Regions from separate parts of the Homo sapiens genome. Here regions 1 and 3 are each linked to region 2. A link is a contact called in ENCODE Hi-C or POLR2A ChIA-PET data. All regions are on one chromosome and are shown on one strand. The core of a region is the stretch at or near the end of the contact, and the rest is flanking DNA. Distances in the headings are between cores, read along the strand shown. Region 1 holds the start of OLFM2 (olfactomedin 2). Region 2 holds the start of PIN1 (peptidylprolyl cis/trans isomerase, NIMA-interacting 1). Region 3 holds the start of ZNF846 (zinc finger protein 846).

Evidence for each region. Hi-C counts contacts between places; a loop is a spot of excess contacts on that map. ChIA-PET counts read pairs that join two places held with the same protein, here RNA polymerase II (POLR2A). Pooled maps may share reads with other maps.
Region 1: a loop to region 2 is called in a pooled map, with 3 times the contacts of the local background. The contact joins the promoter of OLFM2 here to the promoter of PIN1 in region 2. A Hi-C loop is called at or near these places in 7 of 50 pooled maps. POLR2A ChIA-PET finds 5 or more read pairs at or near these places in 3 of 52 experiments (AG04449, GM12878 and K562).
Region 3: a map of naive thymus-derived CD4-positive, alpha-beta T cell shows a loop between it and region 2 (8-fold over the local background). The contact joins the promoter of ZNF846 here to the promoter of PIN1 in region 2. A Hi-C loop is called at or near these places in 1 of 168 maps with a recorded cell type or tissue (naive thymus-derived CD4-positive, alpha-beta T cell), 8 of 37 single-sample maps with no recorded cell type and 13 of 50 pooled maps. POLR2A ChIA-PET finds 5 or more read pairs at or near these places in 18 of 52 experiments (B cell, CD4-positive, alpha-beta T cell, CD4-positive, alpha-beta memory T cell and 14 more).

Annotation. Positions count from the first base shown.
Region 1 is chr19:9,934,193-9,938,705 of GRCh38, forward strand. It overlaps OLFM2 (olfactomedin 2), which reads right to left and starts at 2,323. Exons shown (of 6, transcript NM_058164.4): 1 at 2,112-2,323. The coding sequence starts at 2,174. RefSeq lists enhancers at 1,579-2,173, 2,840-3,342.
Region 2 is chr19:9,832,751-9,836,766 of GRCh38, forward strand. PIN1 (peptidylprolyl cis/trans isomerase, NIMA-interacting 1) reads left to right here and starts at 2,568. Exons shown (of 4, transcript NM_006221.4): 1 at 2,568-2,652. The coding sequence starts at 2,595. It overlaps PIN1-DT (PIN1 divergent transcript), which reads right to left and starts at 2,265. Exons shown (of 2, transcript NR_183873.1): 1 at 2,114-2,265; 2 at 1,329-1,928. RefSeq lists silencers at 2,270-2,609, 2,640-2,859.
Region 3 is chr19:9,767,277-9,771,966 of GRCh38, forward strand. It overlaps ZNF846 (zinc finger protein 846), which reads right to left and starts at 1,462. Exons shown (of 6, transcript NM_001077624.3): 1 at 1,013-1,462. RefSeq lists a silencer at 1,277-1,446 and enhancers at 1,390-2,255, 1,527-1,746.

The sequences.
Region 1 (4,513 bases), core at 1,073-3,572, 100 kb after region 2:
GGCTTGGTGGGCCAACGCCAAGGGGGTGTATGGGGCGCCGAGACTGTTTCACAACCATGTAGTTCCCGCGGTGGCCGCCTGGAGGCACTGCAGCCCGCGGCAGGATTCCACCAGCCCCGCCCTAACGGATTACCTCATTTGGCCACGCCCCCGTTGTCCTTTAGCCCCGCCTCCACTGACCTCGTTAGTCCCGCCCCCAAAGCAACTCCCTCCCAGCCCTGGGGGCTGTAGGAGTCACCCTCCAATTGCAATTCTGGCAGCAAACTCTGGCATCCTAGCCAATCTTGGTGAGAAGCCAGAAAATCTAGTGCCCCCCTAGCAGGGAGTGGAGGAGAAGCCACAGGGGGTGGTTCTCTGTCTCCTCTGCTAGGTCAAGGATAATTCAACTTGATTCCTGGCTCATTTTTTTTCCACTGGTTTCTCAAGTGTGTGCCTCTTTTGGTCTCTCGTCTCCCAGGTGTGTCTCTTGGCTTCTCTCAGGCTCACACATCCATTGAGTACCTATTGTGTGTGTCCTCATGCCTGGGGCTGGGCACACTCCCTATCCCACCCAGCGCGTGGGTGCTGAGATGCGTGGGGAAATGGAGGAGCGAGGGAGGGGACCCCACAATCTCTCCTCGTGGCCTGGAAATCCTTCTATCTGGAGTCTAACCTCCATTCCTCCCAACACCCCCCTCGGGGTGAGCACAAGGGTCTGATTCTTTTCTTGATAAGGGGAAGGTGCCCAAATTGTTTCTCCCCTGCCTATCTACCTAAAAGCCCACCTAGCAATGTCTTCACGGACGCTGTCCACACCCATGGAGCGGATTATTTAACAAGAGGGTAATCGTGTGGGCTCAGGAGCCGGACTGCCTCGGTTCAGTCCCACCTCTGTCACTCTCGAGCTTGAGCAAGTGATTTAACTTTTCTGCGCCTCAGTTTCCCCATCCATAAAATGAGGTAACAATACCATGCTCTAGTAGGGAGGAGGCAGAGGGGGTTAAATGCCTTAGTCTGTGCTGTGTGATTGAAACAGCACCTCTCAAATTAGCACGTAATGAATGATCACTGTTATCATAATGACTATTTTATTATTTTTGATCCCAGCTTCCCTGTGAACTCCTACAGATCTGAGAACTTGGGGGTGCTCTCACTCCCAAGATGGAGGAGGAGAGGGGCTTTCCAATAGCAAAAGAGAGCGTGGACGCCCCACATTTTGCAAGCCTCCCTGAGCCTGCCCAAGAGAAAGGTGCCATGGGGAGGGAGACCCGCTTCTGTAAGGGTATGAATGGCGTGTGCGGTTGTGAGCAAGGCACCAAGATACACACACACACGTGCATGGATGGACACGTTTGCACACACAGCGCTTGCACACACACACACCCTTTTAGAGTGATTTACCCAAAGGTACAGAATAGCACACGCTCACTCCAAGGCTCTCACACGGCCACACACCTGGCCACACACGTATTGTACAACACCCAGTCATCTGGAGCCAGTAATGAGGACACGGTCACACACAGACTCTGTCTCACGTACTGATCACACCCCAACTCGGGCACTAGTTGGACAAGCCCCCCAACCGCCACACACACAAACTCCCCCCGGTCACACCCAACCACGACACAAAGACACACACGTTTACCCTGCACCCCCACAGCATTTCACACGCGTCCCCGTCAGTCACTCTCACGTGAGTCCCGTCCCCTGCCCCACACTGGGGGCTGCAGGCGAGGAGTGGAGGGCTTCAGAAACTGGGCATCTCGGCCCCGAAGAGGAAGTCAAGGGTAAGCAACCGCCCCCCTCCAATGCCCCCTGAAGTTTCCCTCCCAACCCCATTCAGCTCCAGCGAGATGGCGGGGTGGGGGCTCGGGGCCATGGAGGGGTTGAGAACCCCAAAGACGCCACCCCCCAAACCAGCCCAGCTTGAGGCTGGATTTGAAGCCCCCCTCGTCCTCTCCCAAGCCAGAGAGTGCACGTCCCGGCCCCTCCCCCGCTGCGACCCCCGCCCCTCGCCGCCCTGCAGCTGGGGGGGCTTGTGGAGCCTCCCAACCCCGTTTCTCCGGGAACCCTCCGCGCCCCCCTCCTCTCCCGGAGCCACCCGCGCCCGCACCTGCCCGCCGGGCCCCTACCTGTCCGGCCAGGCCTGAGCACAGCAGCAGCAGCAGCGGCGGCGGGACCGTGAGCGGCCACATGACGCGCCCCTAGCCCGGCGTCCCGACCCCCGCCCGCCCTAGCGGCGCCTCGGCGCGGGGACCGCCACCAGGCGCGACCCCGCCCGCCCGGCCGGGGCGACCCTGCGCCGCCGCCTCCCCCGCCTCGCCGGCGGCCGGGATTCCGCCCCACCCCCGCCCCCTCGCTCGCTCCGAGTCTTTGTTGCGGGCTCCGCCCCCCGCCCCGCCCCCAGCTCCTCTTCGGGAGCAGCTCGAGCAGGGTCGGGTGGGGGGGTGGGGGCGGGGAAGTGGGGGAGCCAGCGCCGGCGAGGGGACCTGAGGACAGGACTTGGCAGCGCCCCCCAACCCCCAGGCCATTCCGGGAGCGGGTCGCGGAGGTGGGGGAGGGGTGCCCGTCACGTGTTTGTAAATTTCACCCTCCGGGGGCATTTCCCACGTTGCAGGTGGGACGGGGACGAATGGTTGGGGGAGAGGAATAGGAGGAAGGCCTGGTAGCAGAGAGGGGAAATGATGAACGCCCCCTCCCTAAAAACTCAAGAGTCAACAGGGAAACTGAGGCAGAATCTGAAATTGGAAGTTGGAGGAGGGGTCAATGCCAGGACAAGAGGGGTGAGGCATAGATGGAGACGGGGAATAAGAGGAAAAAATTGAGGTTGGGGGGACAGGAGACCGAGAATCAGGCAAGAGGCCAATGGAAATGGCCACGTGGGTGGGCTTGGCCTCAAAAAGGGGCGTCTCGTTTTCACTCTCCCCGGGCGCCCCATTTCCCCACCAGTCCTCCCGCTGGAAGCCTCCCCGCCTCCGCCACACCTGGAAGAGTTTCTCTTCGCTCCCTGTTTCAATAGCCCAAGATGAAAGACCACATCCCCCGAGAGAATCAAAATATTAACACCGCCTCCACGCGAAGCCATTTGCATATGAAGGGCGTCCTTGTCTAGCCTCACTTTCGGGAGGCTTTCCAGCCTTTCTCTGCCTCTCACTCCTCCAAAAGTCTCCCTAGGCCGGGCGCGGTGGCTCACGCCTGTAATTCCAGCAATTTGGGAGGCTGAGGAGGGTGGATCATCTGAGGTCAGGAGTTCAAGACCAGCCTGGCCAACATGGCAAAACCCCACCTCTACTAAAACATACAAAAATTAGCCGGGCGTGGTGGTGCATGCCTGGAATCCCAGCTACTCGGGAGGCTGAGACAGGAGAATCGCTTGAACCCGGGAGGCAGAGGTTGCAGTGAGCAGAGATCGTGCCATTGCACTCCAGCCTGGGCAACAGGAGCAAACCTTGTCTCAAAAAAAAAAAAAAAAAAAAAGTGTCCCTAGTCGTCTTTCCTCCCCACAGCCCCTCTAGGGATTCGGATATATGTAGGCAGAGGTGGAGGAGGGGGGCGGGCAAATAAGTCAGATTGGAAAGAAATCGGGCATAAAATATGCGAGGCCAGGAAGCCTGGCATTTTTGTGACCCTGATACTGTTGGGCTAGGAGGGGTCTCCCCAGACGCTGGTGGGGCCTCGACCCCAGCTGGTGTCCAGGCTCTTAACACCATCGCAAGAATGAATTCAAGGAGGAATCAGAAAATCATGAAAAGTTCGGAGATTTTTTTGTTAAGGGAAAAGTCCACACTTGAGAAAAGGGAGTGGGCGTACTTAAGAGAGAGAGATGGGCAAGGTGGTTTGGGACTGCTACCTTTATGTGTCTCTTTTTTTTTTTTTTTTTTTTTTTTTTTGAGACAAAGTCTCGCTCTGTCACCCAGGCTGGAGTGCAGTGGTGTGATCTCGGCTCACTGCAACCTCTGCCTCCCAGGTTCAAGCAATTCTCCTGCCTCAGCCTCCTGAGTAGCTGGGATTACAGGTGTGCGCCATCACAGCCGGCTAATTTTTTGTGTTTTTAGTAGAGACAGGGTTTCACCATATTGGCCAGCCTGGTCTCAAACTCCTGACCTCGTGATCCACCCGCCTTGGCCTCCCAAAGTGCTGAGATTACAGGCGTGAGCCACCACAACAGGCCACTGTGTATCTCTTTAACCAAGGGATGGAATATTCATGAAAACTGGAAAAAGGTGGACTGTGGTGCCACCCACTTTTACACCAAATTTGGGTGTCCCTGGAATTGTCAAGGGCGCTGGTGGGTGGGTAATTTTAGTATTTTAATGAGTACATAATGAGATCCTAGGTGAAACCTAGGTAGAATGTAACGCCATGTTGGGTCCAGTAGGTCTTAGCCAGCTTGGTCCACACCCTGGTTTTCAGGATCTTATCAGCCCATAGCCTCTAGTCATGTGAAACGGCTGCCTGTGACCACCCTGGATCATTCCTGTCTCAACCCTACTGGGGATAAAACATGTCGATGATGGTTTTGTCAGGTCAATGA
Region 2 (4,016 bases), core at 1,318-3,817:
GTATTATATTGATATTGGTTTCTTAGTGTTGATAATTATATTATAGCAGGGTTTCTAAGCTTTGGCATTGTTGACTTTTTTGGGTTGGATTTTTTTTTTTTTTTTTTTTTTTTGAGACAGGCTGGAGTGCAGTGGCACGATCTTGGCTCACTGAAAGCTCCACTCCAGGGGTTCAAGCAATTCTCCGCCTCAGCCTCCCGAGTAGCTGGGATTACATGCGCCCGCCACCACACCTAATTTTCGTATTTTTAGTAGAGATGGGTTTTCACCATCTTGGCCAGGCTGGTCTTGAACTCCTGACCTCTTGATCCACCCACCTTGGCCTCCCAAAGTGGTGGGATTACAGGCGTGAGCCACCGCACCCAGCCTTTTATTTTTATTTATTTATTTATTTTTTGAGACAGAGTCTCCCTCTGTCACCCAGGCTAGAGTGCTGTGGCAAGATTATGGCTAATTGCAGCCTCTTAACTCCTAGACTCAAGAGATCCTCCCACCTCAGCCTCCCAAGTAGCTGGGATTACAGGCACGTGCCACCACACCCAGTGAATTATTTTTGTAGAGATAGGGTCTTGCCATGTTGCCCAGGCTGGTCCCCAACTCTGGGCTCAAGCGATCCTCCTGCCTTGGGCTCCCAAAGCCCTGGATTACAGGTGTGAGCCACCACACTCAGCCCTTGGATTGGATAATTCTTTTGGTGGGGGCTGTGCCTTGAAGGATGTTAGCAGCATCCTTGGCATCTAATACTAAATGCCAGTAGCCAGTAGTATCTCCTGTTCCAAAATGTCTGAAGGTGTTGTAACAACCAAAAATGTATCAAGATGTTGCCAAATGTCCCTTGGGAAACAAAATCGCTACTGGTTGAGAATTCTGTTCTATTGTTTATTTAAGACGCTAATATTAGGGAAGTTTGGGTGAAGGGTACATGAAAACCCTACTGTTTTTGTAACTGCCCATGTCTAAAATTATCTTTATAAAAAGTATCTTTTTAATATTATGCTAATACTTGTAAAAAATGTTCTATTAAAACTTAAACTTTTTTTGTTTTTTGAGATGGAGTCTCGCTCTGTCACCTACGCTGGAGTGCAGTGGTGCGATCTCGGCTCACTGCAACCTCCGCCTTCCAGGTTCAAGTAATTCTCCTGTCTCAACCACCCGAGTAGCTGGAATTAAAGGTGCCCACTATCACGCCTGGCTAATTTTTGTATTTTTAGTAAAGACAGGGTTTCACCATGTTGGCCAGGCTGGTCTCGAACTCCTGACTTCAGGTTATCCACCCACCTCGGCCTTCCAAAGTGCTGGGATTACAGGTGTGAGCCACCGAGCCTGGCTTGAGTGCTTTATGTGGATTAATTTATTTAATGTTCACATCAAACAGAAGGATGTAATTGCTTATCCCCGCTTTGCAGATTGGGAAACCGAAGTACAGAGTAACGTTAAGTAATCAGTTCAAGGTCGCATAGCAAGTGTCAGTCCCAGGCTTTAAACCCAAGTCTGGCTCCAGACTTCTCTTAGCCTTCTACTGCATCCTGCGTCTAATTTGTTGTGGGCAGGTTTCCCTATGAGTTCACTTCACTGAGCCTCATTCTTTTTAACGGTCACATAGGGTTCTATGCTAGGTGAACTGTAGTTGCACCCTTTGCTGTCAGTGTCTTCAACTCCCATATCTACCCACAGTTCCCCAACTCTGGGTCCCCAAATACCTCCCCTGTGTCCCACGGGCTCTGCAGACTCTATTTTAAGTTGGCTAAAACTGAGCCCATCTCCTCCCACCTGCACCTCCTCCGTGTTCTTATATGAATGTCAATGTCGGCACCCACTGGTCACCCAGGATGGAGGAAGGAGCCAGACTGCGAGGGAATAAAGGAAGTAAGCAGGTTCCAAAGGACGTGGAAGGCCTTTGGGTCCAGAGCCTAGGGAAAAGTTGAGCCCTGCAAAAAATAAAAGAGGCTGGGTTAGCTTTGGACATCTGTGGGAAACAGGTGGGAAGAGGGAGGATGGAGGAGCCAAATTTAAGCATCGGGTACTTAGGTGCTCATCTCCAAGGCAACTGCATTGCTATGGCAACAGCAGAGGCAGCACCGCCCCGCCCAAGTACCTCCTGGACCGCCGTTACCTCTGCACCAGCCAGACTCTTCCGCATGGGAGGGCTGGGGGCTTGCGGACCTCCGGGAACAGCTCAGGCAGGCGGGAGTTGCTGCGGCATTAGCCAATCCATAAGCTCTATCCCGCCTGGGTGGGCTCTGCGGCGACGCGCGCCAAGAAGGGGTCGGGAGTTTTTTGGCGCTCGCTAAAGGGCGTTGAGAAGGGCGGGCCCGCGTCGCTTCGGACCACTCAGGAGCCGAGGAGAGCGAGTGGGCGGGGCCAGGCTGAGGCTGGCCGGGGGCGGGGCGCAGGGATAACGTGGGAGGGTCCGCCCAGCCTTTCTTCTACCCAATAGAAGGCCAGAAAGCCAATCCGGACCGTTAGGGAGCCCAATGGGCGTCGCCGCCAGGCCCCGTTGCAGAGCGCGTCTAGCCAATAGGCAGCGGCGGCGGGCGGGCGCGGGCGACAGGCGGCGCAGCTGAGGCGGAGCAGGCGCTGCGGCAGGAGGGAAGATGGCGGACGAGGAGAAGCTGCCGCCCGGCTGGGAGAAGCGCATGAGCCGCAGCTCAGGTGCCGCGGGGGTCGGGGCTGGGGCGGGACTGCGCGGGCCCGCGTAAGCAGGGCTCGAGCTCGCCCCTTGGGCGCGGCGGCAGCGCTGCCTCCCTCCCATGGGGTCCTGGCTCTTCCGCGTCGTCCCCGGGGTAACGGCCCCGGCCCGCCCTGTTGTGGGGACTGCGAGCCTCAGGAGCCGCCGGGAAGCCTGAGGAAGCTGAGGCAGGGGGCTGGGCGGGTGAGGGTCCGGGGAGTCCGGGGCGATGGCCCTGGCCCTGCCGGCCCGGCTGATACCTCTCGGCCTAATGCACCTGACACCCCGGGGGACGTCTCTGCACCTTGCTGGGCCCGGGGGCACCCCTGGGAGGGAGACACCCCAGTACCCTGCAAAGGGCGTAGGGTGTTGCCCGGCCTCGGGTCCACAACCTACCCCTGCTAACACCCCTACTGTGTACACCTAATGCTGAGTCTGCGACATCGCCCGTGACATTCTGCCAGACGATGGCCCCTGTGCTTAGGCCCGATTTAAGGGTTAGCCACAATGATAATATTGCCAGTAACAGGGCATGTTTTTCTCTGTGTCAAGCGCTTTAAGTTCTCTCTGAATTGCCGCAACTCTGGGAGCCAGGTAGTTATTACTTCCACCTTACCAGCAAGGAAACTGAGGTCAGAAAACTGAAGGAACTCGTCCAAGATCATTCATTTCAGGGGCCGGGGGTTGGATTAGGACCTAGGCAGTTTGCCTACAAATCCCCCTCCCCGTGTCACTGCAAACTCCTGAGGAGCAGGCCCAGCATCTGTGGGCAGGTCCCGAGTCACTCTGCTGCCTCTAGAGCCCATAGCAATCGCATTTGCAATAATAATTCTCCTTGGTTGAGTGCCAGGTTCTGGTGAACTGTTTGGATACATGGACTCTCCTCATTAACCCCATGAGGTTTGATCTCCTTATTCTCTATTCCCCATTTTTCAGATGAGAAAACTGAGGTGCAGGGAGATTAGAGCCCATTGCCAAGGTTTTAGAGTGAGTCAGTAGCTCAGCTGCATTTGCACCTGGAACCCGCGCTCTCGCCCACCCTGCTCTAGCCCTGGCCTGTGGCTGGGACCTCCAGCATAAACCGGATGCTCTGCCCAGCTCTGGGCCCATTTCTGCTGTTTCTGCTCAGTTCAACCCTGATGGCTTCCTTTATGGGTGACACTCCATGTCACCCAGGCGAACTGTCAGCCTTTGGAGTGGCACCCAGTAGGGTCTTTACTTCCAGTTTCTTGTTCACAGTCTTCACTCCTTCATACCCCTCACTCCCTGGGTAACATCGGGCCACCAGTAATGCTGGTTCCTAGCTCTGCAACACCATGCACGGTGTAGTAGCTAAGAGCAGAGCTTT
Region 3 (4,690 bases), core at 212-2,711, 67 kb before region 2:
AGGCATGCCCCACCACACCTGGCTAATTTTGTATTTTTAGTAGAGACAGGGTTTCTCCATGTTGGTCGGGCTGGTCTGGAACTCCCAACCTCAGGTGAACCGCCCACCTCGGCCTCCCAAAGTGCCAGGATTACAGGTGTTTAAGTTACCGCACCCGGCCAATACACATTGATCTACACAAGAGATGCAAAGAAACAGAAAACATGCAAAATATTAACAAATGATCAGTCTACAACAAGGATATATAATAGGTGTTCAATATTCTGGCCTTTCACATTTTCTTTGGTTTAGAATATTCAATCTACAGATAGCCTGGGCAACAAACCAAGACCCTGTCTTTAAAACGTAAATAAATAAATAAAAATATATGAGGGGGAAGGCCAGGCGCGGTGGCTTATACCTGTAATTCCAGCACTTTGGGAGTCCGAGGAGGGTGGATCACGAGGTCAGGAGTTCGAGACCAGCCCAACCAACATGGTGAAACCCCGTCTCTACTAAAAATGCAAAATTAGCCGGGCGTGGTGGCACATGCCTGTAATCCCAGTTACTCAGCATGCTGAGGCAGGAGAATCGCTTGGACCGGGAGACAGAGTTTACAGTGAGCCTATATCACGCCATTGCACTCCAGCCTGGGCAATAAGAGCGAAACTCCGTCTCAAAATATGTATATATACGAGAGGAAAAACGCTGAATCAAAACATGTCTCTTTCACAGTTAATACAACTGTAATTTCTGATACTGGTATAATGAAGGCGGCATCCTACTTCCTGGAAGCCCCTCCGTTTTGAAGCTCTTTGGGAGGTACTGACCTAGGAAGTTCAGCTGCTTTTGATCTCAAAAACACAGCGGAGTATTGCTACTTTGCTTTATAACTGTGGCAATATTTGCTTTTATTTCTATAAACCTACAACTCCTGCACACTTGACAAAGCATTTAACTGCTGAGCAATTTCGCAAACTTCAATAAGCGATGCCCTCCCACAGCCAGATCATCTCCTCCGTCCAGGGCTCACCGGAACGCACTGCAATCGCCCTGTCGGTGACAAGAGGACGCTGGGGCCCTTTTCCACAACAGCTGAGATGCTTTTCCTTCTGGAGAAAGGACACAAAGGTTGACTGGCTGCTTTTAAACAGAGGGGCACGGTGGTTGGAGAAAAAAACACGTCTCCACCGGGGACCCTGGGCCAGGCCCAGACTGATGCGGGCGCAGCGGGAAGAGGCGCTCAGAAGAGAAGGCGGGAACCCCCCGCCTCGGGGTCCTGGCGGGGAGGAGGCGCCGCTTCTCCGGAGCAGCAGCGGGAGGCCGGCGCGTCTCAGACCTAGCAGAAGTCCGGAGCGTCACCCTCCGACCCTCGCTCCGCCTCCCGCTAGGCCCTCCTGCCCCGCCCTGCCTAGGTTGAGCATGAGCGCTGGCTGAGGTGAAAACCCAGCTAGGAAGCTGCTGGAGAGCGGGGAATACGTATAGCTGCGCGCCGGCTGGCACTTCCGCTTCCGGTTGCGCACGGCATTAAGTGTAGGGGCCGAGCCCCAAGAGCTTTGGAATGAGGATGATGTGAAGCTGAGAGAAGAGCTGGGGCCACCTCTTCGACACGCGTACAGAAAAGTCCCGTTTTCTCGCATCCCAGGTGGACCAGGATCCAGATCAATCTGTCGATATTGGGAACGACGCCGGACCAGGAAACCCAGCGCCAAGGGCCGGGTTGGAGGCGGGGACTGGCGCAGCGGGCGGGGCACGCGTGGAGGCGTCACCTAAGGCTTCGATTGCAGACAGCGGGATGCTCATCGAGTGCTTTTCTTTTCTTTTTTAATTTCTCTTTTTAGTTTTTTGAGATAAGGCTCCGGTCTGTCGCCTAGGCTGGAGTGCAGTGGCTCGGTCATAGATCATTGCAGCCTGGAATTCCTGCGCTGAAGCTATCCTCCCGCCTCGGCCTCCGGAGTAGCTTGGACCACAGTTGGGCCCATCACGCCCAGCTAAGTTATCTTTTTCTAGACACTTGGGTCTCACTGTGTTCCCTAGGCTGGTCTCGAACTCCTGAGCCTAAAGGATCCTCCCCCCTCGGCCTCCCAAGCAGCTTGGACCACAGGTGTGTGCCACCACGCCTGGCTAATTTATTTTTATTTTATTTTTATTTTTTTGTAGAGACAGGGTCTCTCTTTGTTACCCAGGCTGATCTGGAACTCCTGGGCTCCAGTGATCCTTCCACCTTGGCCTCCCAAAGTGCTGGGATTATAGGCGTGAGCCACCACCCTAGGGAAATTCTTTTCTGCAGGATTTTCTCCTTGTTTCTTCAACCCTCTGCAGGGATATAAACATATTTACAAAGATAATCCCGCTGTAGTCCTAGCTACTGCGGGAGAATCGCTTGAGCCCAGGAGTTCGAGACCAGCGACACCCTGTTTGAAAGATTAACCTGATGGGGCTGGGGGCAGTGGCTCACGCCTGTAATCCCAGCACTTTGGGAAGCCGAGGCGGGTGGAACACGTGAGTTCAGGAGTTCGAGACCAGCCTGGCCAACATGCCGAAACCCCATCTCTACTAAAAATATTTTTTAAAAAATAGCCGGGTGTGGTGGTGGGCGCCTGTAATCCCAGCTACTCGAGAGGCTGAGGCAGGAGAATTGCTTGAACCTAGGAGACTGAGGTTGCAGTGAGCTGATACGATGCCACAGTACTCCAGCCTGGGCGACAGAGTGAGACTCCGTCTCAAAAAAAAAAAAAAAAAGATTAACCTGTTAATCCATAAAATGCTCTGTGCCTCTGATACATTCAGTTCCTTCTTTAGGCCTTTAGTTTTGTTGTGATACAATTATCATAGCATACAATTAACCTGTTTAAAGTGTACAGTTTCGTGGCTTTTTGTATATTCATATATTTGTGCATCGATCATCACAATCAATTTTAGAACATTTTCATGACCACAAAAATAAACCCAGTACCCTAGCCATGATCACCCAATCTGCTCATCCAGCCCCACCCCCACCCCCAGAGTCCAAAGCAACAGCTAATCTTTCTGTCTGTATAGATTGCCTACTGTAGATATTGCCTGTAGAATTAGAATATAAAACACGTGGTGTTTGGCTTGTTTCATTCAATGTTTTCAAGGTTCATCCAATTAGCATGTATCAGTACTTAATTTTTTTTTACTAAATAAGATTCCATTGTATGGCTGTATCATAACATCAGTTGTTGGATATTGGGTTTTCTCTTTTTTTTTTTTTTTTGGCTTTTTTGGATAATACAAGACGCATTTTAAGCAGTGGTCAAAGGAACATTCATATTCCTAAACACTTTTGTCAATAAAAATAAGAATAGCTGGGTGCAGTGGCTCACACCTGTAATCCCAGCATTTTGGGAGGCCGAGGCAGGCGGATCACCTGAGGACAGGAGTTTAAGACCAGCCTGGCCAACATGGTGAAACACGGTCTCTACTAAAAAATACAAAAACCAGCAGGGCGTGGTGGTGCGCACCTGTAATCCCAGCTTCTCGGGAGGCTGAGGCAGGAGAATCACTTGAACCTGGGAGGCGGAGGTTGCAGTGAGCTGAGATGGCGCCACGGCACTTCAGCCTGGGCAACTGAGCACAACTGTCTCAAAAAAATAAAAAATAAAAAATAAATCCCCAGCTCAAAAAATAAAACCTAGAAAAAGAATATAAATGTAAACCAAAATGGAAAAAGGTTTATTTATTTATTTATTTTTTATTTCAATAGCCTTTGGGAAACAGGTGGTTTTGGGTTACATGGATAAGTTCTTTAGTGGTGATTTCTGGGATTTTGGTGCACCCATCATCCGAGCAGTGTACAATGTACCCAATGTGTAGTTTTTTATCCACTTTTATCCCTCACCCTTCTCCCACCCTTCCCCCAGAGTCCCCAAAGTGCATTCTTTCTTTCTATCCTTTTTTGTTTTGTTTTGTTTTTTCTTTTTGAGATGGAGTCTCATTCTGTTGCCCAGGCTGGAGTGTAGTGACATGATCTTGGCAACCTCCGCCTCCCAGGTTCAAGCAGTTCTCTTGCCTCAGCCTCCTGAGTAAGTGAGATTACAGACATGCGCCACCATGCTTGGCTAATTTTTGTATTTTTAGTAGAGATGGGGTTTTCCCACGTTGGCCAGGCTGGTCTTGAACTGCTGGCCTCAAGTGATCCACCCACTTCGGCCTCCCAAAGTGCTGGGATAACAGGCGTGAGCCACTGCGCCCACCCAAAGTTCATTATATCATTCTTATGCCTTTGCATCCTCATAGCTTAGTTCCCACTTATAAGTGAGAACATATATATGGTTTTCCATTCCTGAGTTACTTCACTTAGAATAATAGTCTCTATCCAGGTTGCTCAGAATGCTATGACTTTCTTGCTTTTTATAGCTGAGTGGTATTCTGTGGTGTATATATACCACATTTTTGTTATCCCCTTATTAGTTGATGGGCATTGAGACTGGTTCCATATTTTTACAGTTGCAAATTGTGGGCTGTAAACATGTGTGTGCAAGTGTCCTTTTTTTTTTTCTTTTTTGAGATGGAGTCTCCACTCTGCTGCCAGGCTGGAGTGCAGTGGCCTATCTTGGCTCACTGCAACCTCCGCCTCCTGGGTTCAAATGATTCTCCTGCCTCAGCCTCCCAAGTAGCTGAGACTACAGGTGCACACCACCATGCCCAGCTAATTTTTGTATTTTTAGTAGAGACGAGGTTTCAC